2 separate regions of the Homo sapiens genome follow, and region 1 is linked to region 2. A link is a loop called in an ENCODE intact Hi-C map of the cell type or tissue named here. Cell type or tissue: B cell. All regions are shown on one strand.

What was found. Hi-C counts contacts between places; a loop is a spot of excess contacts. Peaks named below come from ENCODE experiments on the same cell type or tissue, not always from the same donor. Only the 100,000 strongest peaks of a DNase experiment are listed, where the experiment ranks them.
Region 1: it touches region 2 in a loop (4-fold over the local background); 1 of 110 quality-filtered maps calls a loop at or near these places.

The regions. Positions count from the first base shown.
Region 1 is chr10:89,882,267-89,886,266 of GRCh38, reverse strand. The region is part of intron 1 of LINC01374 (long intergenic non-protein coding RNA 1374); the gene reads right to left. Among named protein-coding and RNA genes, the nearest start is that of LINC01374, 30 kb to the right of the region's middle. In B cell, a CTCF peak has its summit at 1,998; no DNase peak of the experiment used is centred here.
Region 2 is chr10:90,045,950-90,049,949 of GRCh38, reverse strand. No RefSeq gene overlaps it. Among named protein-coding and RNA genes, the nearest start is that of LINC01375, 91 kb to the right of the region's middle. RefSeq lists an enhancer at 2,304-2,453. In B cell, no CTCF peak of the experiment used is centred here; a DNase peak (open chromatin) is centred at 2,489; H3K4me3 peaks cover 505 bases; H3K27ac peaks cover 1,048 bases; H3K27me3 peaks cover 280 bases.

The DNA.
Region 1 (4,000 bases), 160 kb after region 2:
TGGCTTTGGCTTAGTAACAAAGCCATGTTTATAGATGTCTCTGGAAAAAAAGAAACCCACACACCATCAAATAATATTAGAGTGTCATGGTCCTTATGGCCAGATTAAGACTACTTCCAGGTGTCTCCCTTCCTCAGTAAGCTTCCTGTTTCCCACCAAACCAAAACCAGAACATATTGCTGACCAAAACACAAACGGTTTATATCCAGCCTGTTCTTCCTGAACAGTATCCAACTTTATTTGGAAGCAGAAATTGCCTATTCTCTGGAGATGAGTTGTGATTAGCCAAATCAATTCTGTTCCTCACTTTCCCAGTCTCCTTGCAACTAAATATGGCCCGGTGATATAATCCTTGTCTAGAAAATATATGTGAAGGTGGCCTGATAAAGGATCTTACATGTCCTGCTCCTTCCCCATTTTTCCTGATGGCTGGACCTATAGCAGCCATCTCGTAGCCGTGAGGCAACCAACAGGAGAATGAAGGTGTACACGCGAAGAATAACAGTTCAGAATGATAGAAAGTAACTGGGTCCCTGATGGGAGAGTTGAGAAGATGAGCCTACAACAGTAACCACCTACCCCTGGAATGCCAATAATGTAAAAACAAAAATCTTAATAAATTATTGGTGTAAGCTACTGCTGGCGTTTCTAACTGCTATAACCTCCTTTTCCCAGGAAAATCCTAGAACCTTTGTCTGTGACACTATTCTTCCATTTACTCTGATAAAAATAAAAGAACAAAAACATCTTGTTGTCCATATTCTTACACCATTAAAACAACATGCACAGGGTTAGGATTTTCATCAGTTTGACAATTTACTAAAGTGTTTAATTTACTTCTGTGCCAGAAAAATCTTGTAGCTGCATCCAAACTGATTATTTATAACGTGAGATGTTATTTGAATGACAGTGTATTTTATTTTCCAATTACATTTTGTTTAAGAGGTAAAATATCCATTTATAAAACTACTGCTGCTATAAAATGGTTTTACTATTAAAATCTAGATCCCTTAATTTATTCATATAGAATCCATTATAGTATACAATTTGGATGGACTGGGGTCATAATAAGAAGTCTCTTTTAATATCAGAAACAAACAATAACAGAAGCAGATTTAATCTGTCAGCCTTAATCTTAAACTCCAGATAAATTCTGCTTTACCTATCTCAAACAAGTGAAACAAGAGTGATTAGAAGTTAATAAAATCAGTATGTAGTATAAAATAGATGCTAAATAAAGTTAATGAGTCAAGATAATATAATTCTGACTACACAGGATACTAGTTTATAGTATCTGAAGTTTCAGCAAACAAGTTGAATCCCAGCTGAGTTCCAACCTAACTATATGTACTTAATGTTCTTTAACATATAAGTTCAGGTATCCAAAATAGATAAATGAGAGCTAAAATAATAAACACTGTATAATTATTTCATACTCTTCCAAGGTTTTCATAAAATCTTTAATTGAATCCATCACAAAATTATTAATATATAAACTGGTCAATTCAAGTATCTAGTTTCACTATATCTTTTCATTACAGTAACCAGTTGCTAGATTGAAGTGTTTCCCACATAAGATGTTTCTTATGTAGAATGACTTGATAGGAGCTATAAAGAAAGGTTATGTAACATAATGGGCAGTGCACATACTTCAGAGACAAAATAGAGTTCATTCTTTGCAATTGATCACTGTGCATCCTTGGGCTAGTCACTTAATTTTACTGAGCTTCAGTTTCCTCCAAGGTTGAATCGAGATCATACCTACCTTTAAAGATTGTTGTGAAAATCATTTTATAAATAAGTATCCTGTCAAACTACAAGCCGGTGAAACCCTAATTTTATGATGCTAAAAATTAGTTGGTTCTGAATCACTTAATGCCTATATGAAATACCTGCAGTATAGATTATATGCTTGTAGCAATTCAAGTCCTAATAGAAAAAACCAAAGAGGCATCTTGATACCTTAGAAACATCTGGATAGACACAGATGAGAATTGTAAAGCACCAGAATGTCCTGAGACCTCTGAGGTGACAGAATCAAATCCCTTCCCCTTGTAAGAGAAGAAAAGCTTCCTCCTCCTTGGAGGGAGATCTTATAAAAATGTCATCAGATATTTGTCCTTCCCAATATTCACCCTCTTTTCCCCTCAACATAAACCCCTAATGCTACTACATACTGGCAGGATTTAGAGGAAAATGTGGGAGATAGAGCTGAGGGATGTTGGACAAGGAAGATAGAATATAAGTTTGGATAGAAGCAAGTGTATTAACATAGGAGTACTTTTCTATGATTCAAGGCTTAATATCATACAAAGCCTTTGTAACTGGTCATAATACGCTGCTGGGATAGGCTTGACATGGCAATGTCCTAGAATAAAATATATGGGGATGCTGAAACTGTGTTACTGTATTTTGAGGAAATGGTCAAAAGGCTTATGGAAGTGGAAGTGTTACAATATATTTATGAGAGCCTAAGAACCCCCCCACATGATTCTGTTCTCCAGAAGGATCCAGAGGACATTAAAGAATGCATTATTTATTTTCAGATATGGGAACAGCAGCATAAAACTATAATCCCTACAAGTGAATTGCGCCCTACAACTGATCCAGCTTATTGCTAGAAGCAGTTTCCAGGTTACAGCACAGGGAAGAGTACCCAAATAGAGCCCAGGAGTCTCCTTGAATTGAACAAATAGAAACTAAACTTTAGGGAAATTAAGACAACTAAAATGTGTAGGACAAAATACTGAAGAGGTAAGAGCTTCACAGAGGGAGACCTCTGGACTTCCACAGAGTGATCCCTTTGAGTCTTTGGCTGAGTACTGATCAGTACCTTTTTGTGGTGACACCTCACAAGGCTAGAGAAAGAAACACCGGACAGAAGTAGGATGAATAATTCCTGGAAACTACAGCAAGAGTGGAGAGATATCACCACCCCATCAGCCAGACTGAAGAGACCTTGTAATACATTGAGCACTGGGAAGCCTTGTGAGAAGAGTATTACCTTAGCAGTGACTCTAAGTTAGCCCTGACTGAAGCTTGTCTGGACCCACCCTAACAGAGCTTACAAACAAACCACTAAAGAGTTAAACTGATCCTAAGTAAATTGACTGAACGAAGCCTGATACTCTTTAAAGAAATACAATAAAATTTAATACCTAACAATATGAAATTTACAGTGTTCAGTGACCAACACACAAGGCATGTAAAGAAGCAGGAAACATGACCCATAACAATAAGAAAAATCAACCAATAGAAAACACTCAGAAATGGCAGAATTTAGTAATAGGATAGTAAAACAGCTATTATAAACATGTTCCATATAATCAGAAATATAAAGGAAAACATGAATATGGTCAAAGAGATACAAAGAATTGTATTCAAGTTACAAGATAAAGTCATCTTTTCTCTTCCAAGCCTCATGGTAACCTCAAATCTAAAAACAGACAATGGATACACAAAAAAATAAAAAGCAAGACATTAAAACATACCACCAGAAAAAAATGACCTTCACTAAAAGGAAGATAGGAAGGAAGGAAAAATGAAGAGAAGACAACAAAACAACCAGAAAACAACAAAATGCAGGAGTAAGTCCTTACTCATCAACAGTAACATTGAATGTAAATGGTCTAAACTCTCAAAACAAAAGACACAGACTGGCTGAATGAATCAAAAAGAAAAAAAAGACCCAATGAACCCAGTGACTTTTTGCCTACAAAAAACAGACTTCACCTGTAAAGACACACATGGACTGAAATTAAGGGGGATGGGAAAAGATAGTCCATGCAAATGGAAAACAAACAAACAAAAAAAAAAAACAAGAGTAATTATACTTATATTATATTAGACTACATAGCTTTCAATAGAAAAACTATAAAAACAGACAAAGAAGGTCATATAGTGAAAAAGCAGTCAATTCAGCAAGAGGACATAACAATTTTAAATATATATGCACCCAACAAAGGAGCACCCAGACATATAAAGGAAATATTATTAGAGC
Region 2 (4,000 bases):
TACAAGACACTATACAAGATGAGATACTGTACAAGATGAACATCACCAGGACATATAGCCACCAAGGTCAACAATAAAGAAAAAATCTTAAAGGCAGCTAGAGAAAAAGGTTAGATGATGTACAAAGGGAACTCCTTCAGCCTAACAGCAGGCTTCTCAGCAGAAAGCTTACAAGCCAGGAGAAACTGGAGACCTATTTTCAGCATTATATGATTATTATTATCATCATCATCATCATCATTATCATTATTTTTGAGACTTGGTTTTACTCTGTTGCCTCAGATGGAATAGAGTGGAACGATCACATCTCTCTGCAGCCTCAACCTCCCAGTATCAAGTGAACCTCCCACCTCAGCCTCCTGAGCAGCTGGGACAACAGCCACATGCCACCACACGCAGCTAATTTTTATTATTACTTGTAGAGACAAGGTCTCACTATATTGCCCAGGGTGGTCTTGAACTCCTGGAGGCTCAAGCAATCCTCCCACCTCAAGCTGCCAAAGTATTGGGATTGGAAGGATGAGCCACTGAACTCAGCAATTTTCAGCATTCTTAAAGAAAAGATAATTCCAAGCAAGAATTTCTATCTTGCCAACTAAGCTCCATAAGCAAAGGAGAAAAAAGATTTTTTTTTCTGACAAGCAAGCACTAAGGGGACTTGTTACCACTAGACTAGCCTTACAAGAGATTCTTAAGTGAATTCTAAACATGAAAATGAAAGAACAGTATCTGCTACCACAAAATCACACTTAAGTACATAGCTCACAGACCCTATAAAGCAACTAGACAATGAAGACTATAAAGCATCCAACTAACAACTTCACAAGAGGATCAAAGCCTCACATATCAATGTTAACCTTGAATTTAAATGATCTAAATGCCCCACTTAAAAGGTATAGAGCTGAAAGTTGGGTAAAAAAATAAGACCCTTCTAGATGGGTCTCTTGAAGAAACCCATCTCACACATAACAACACCCATCGGATCAAAGTAAAGTGTTGGAGAAAAACAAATCACACAAATATTTAGAAAACAAAATAGAGCAAAAGTTTCTGTTTTTATATCAGAAATAACAGACTTTAAACCAACAACAGCAAAAAATGACAAAGAAGGGCATTACATAACAACAAAGGGTTCAATTCAAGTTAAGTCAAGAAGAGTTAACTACTTTAAATATATATACCCAACATTGGAACACCAGATTCTTAAAGCAACTACTTCTAGACCTACAGAAAGACTTAGACACCAAGAAAATAATAGTGCAGAACTTCAACCCCTCACTGATGCTCTTAGACAGATCAATTGAGGCAGACAACTAACAAAGAACTTCTGGACCTAAATTTGACACTTGACCATTGGATCTAATAAACATCTACAGAATGTTTCACCCATTAAACACATTTGTCTCAATAGTACACAGAACATACTCTAAAACTGACCACATGCTCAACCATAAAGCAAGTCTCAATAAATTTAAAAAAAGTGAAATCATACCAACCATATTCTCAGAATACAGTGGAATAAATATTAAAATCAATATCAAGAAGATCCCTCAAAACCACAAAATTACATAGGAATTTAACAAATTGCTCATAAATCACTTTTGGATAAACAATGAAATTAAGTCAGACATCAAATTATTCTTTGAAACAAATGAAAACAGAGGCAAAACATATCAAAATCTCTGGGATGCAGCAAAAGCAGTGTTAAGAGGAAAGTTTATAGGGCTAACACACCAACCTCAAAAAATTAGAAAAATTTCAAATTAATGATTTAACATCACGCCTAGAGTAACTAGAAAACACAAGAACAAATTGACCCCAAAGCTAGCACACACACACACACAAAATAACTAAAATCAGAGCAGAACTGAATGAAATTCAGATCCAAAAATCCATACAAAGAATTGACAAAACCCAAGTTAATTCCTGAAAAGGATAAACAAGGCTGATAGACTTCCAGCTAGATTAATAAAAGAGAAAAAGAGAGAAGGTCCAAATAAGCACAATCAAAAATGACAAAGGTGACATTACAACTAATACCACAAAAATACAAAAGATCCTCAGAGACTATTATGAACACATCTGTGCACACAAACTAGAAAATCTAGAGGAAATGGATAAATTTCTGGAAACACACATCTCAAGATTGAATCAGGAAGAAATTGAAACCTTGAAGCAACTGATATTAAGTTCTGAAGTTTAATCATTAATAAAAAACCTACAAACACAAAAAAGCCTCAAACAAAATGGACTCACAGCCGAATTCTACCACGTGTACAAAGAAGAACTGATACCAATTCAAGTGAAACTATTCTAAAAAATTGAGGAAGAGAGACTCTTCACTATCTCATTCAATGAAGCCAACATCACCCTGATACCAAAACCTGGAAAAGACACAACAACAAAAAAAAGAAAACTACAGGCCAATACCTCTGGTGAACATAGACAAAAATATCCTCTACACAATACTAGCAAACTGAATCCTGCAGCACATAAAAAAGTTAATTCACCACAATTAAGTAGGCTTCATGCCTGGTATGCAAGTTTGGTTCAACATACACAAATCAATAAATGTGACTCACCACAAAAGCAGAATTGAAACCCGAAACCATATCATCATCTTAACAGACACAGAAAAAGCCTCCAATAAAATCCAGCATCCCTTCATGACAAGAACTGTCAACAAAATAGGCATCAAAGGAACATATCTCAAAATAGTAAGAGTCATCTATGACAAACCCACAGCCAACATTATATTGAAGGGGCAAAAGCTGGAAGCATTCCCCTTGAGAACTGTTAACAAGACAAGTATATCTCTTCTTACCACTCCTGTTCAACATAGTACTGGAAGTCCTTGCCAGAGCAATTAACTGAAAGAAATGAAGAGCATTCTAATAGAAAAAGAAGCCAAGCTACCTCTTTTCACTGATGATATGACTTTATACCTAGAAAACCATAAAGACTAAGCCAAAGGGCTCCTGGAACTGACAGACAACTTCAGTAAAGTTTCAGGATACAAAATCAATGTACAAAACTGAGTAGCATTTCTGTACACCAATAATGCTCAAGCTGAGAGTATAATCAAGAATGCAATGCAATTTACAATAGCCACAGACAAAATGTAAAATGCCTAGGAATGTATCTAACCAAGGAGGTGAAAGATTTCTGCAAGGAGAAAAACAAAACACTGCAAACATATCATAGATGGAAAACACCGAAAAAAATCATAGTGACACGAACAAATGGAAAACTAGTCCAGGCTCATGAAATGGAAGACTCAATATTATTAAAATGGCCATACTGGCCAAAGCAATCTAGAGATTCAACACTATTTCTATCAAACTACAAATTTCAGTTTTCACAGAGTTAGAAAAACATCCTAAAATTTATATGGAATAAAAAGAAAGAGCCAAAATAGCAAAAGCAATCCAAGCAAAAACAACAAAACTGGAGGCATCACATTACTTAAGTTCAAACTATACTATAAGGCTATACAGTAACCAAAATAACACAATAGTGGTACAAAAACAAACCCACAGACCAACGGAAAATAACAAAGAACCCTGAAATAAAGCTGCATTTATACAGCCATCTGATCTTCAACAAAGTTGACAAAAATAAACAATGGGGAAAAGATTCCCTATTCAATAAATTGTACAGTGATAGCTGGCTAACCATATGCAGAAGAATAAAACTGGACCCCTACCTTTCACCATATACAAAAATAAGATGAATTAAAGATTTAAATGTAAGACCTCAAATCATAAGAATCCTAGAAGAAAATCTAGTAAACACTATTCTGGACATTGGTCTCAGGAAAAAATTTATGACTAAGTCCTCAAAAGCCATTGCAACAAAATCAAAATTGAAAGTGTGACCTAATTAAACTAAAGAGCTTCTGCATAACAGAAGAAATTATCAATATAGTAAACAGACAACCTACAGAATGGGAGAAAATATTTGCAAACTATGCACCCAACAAAAGTCTAATATCCAGAAT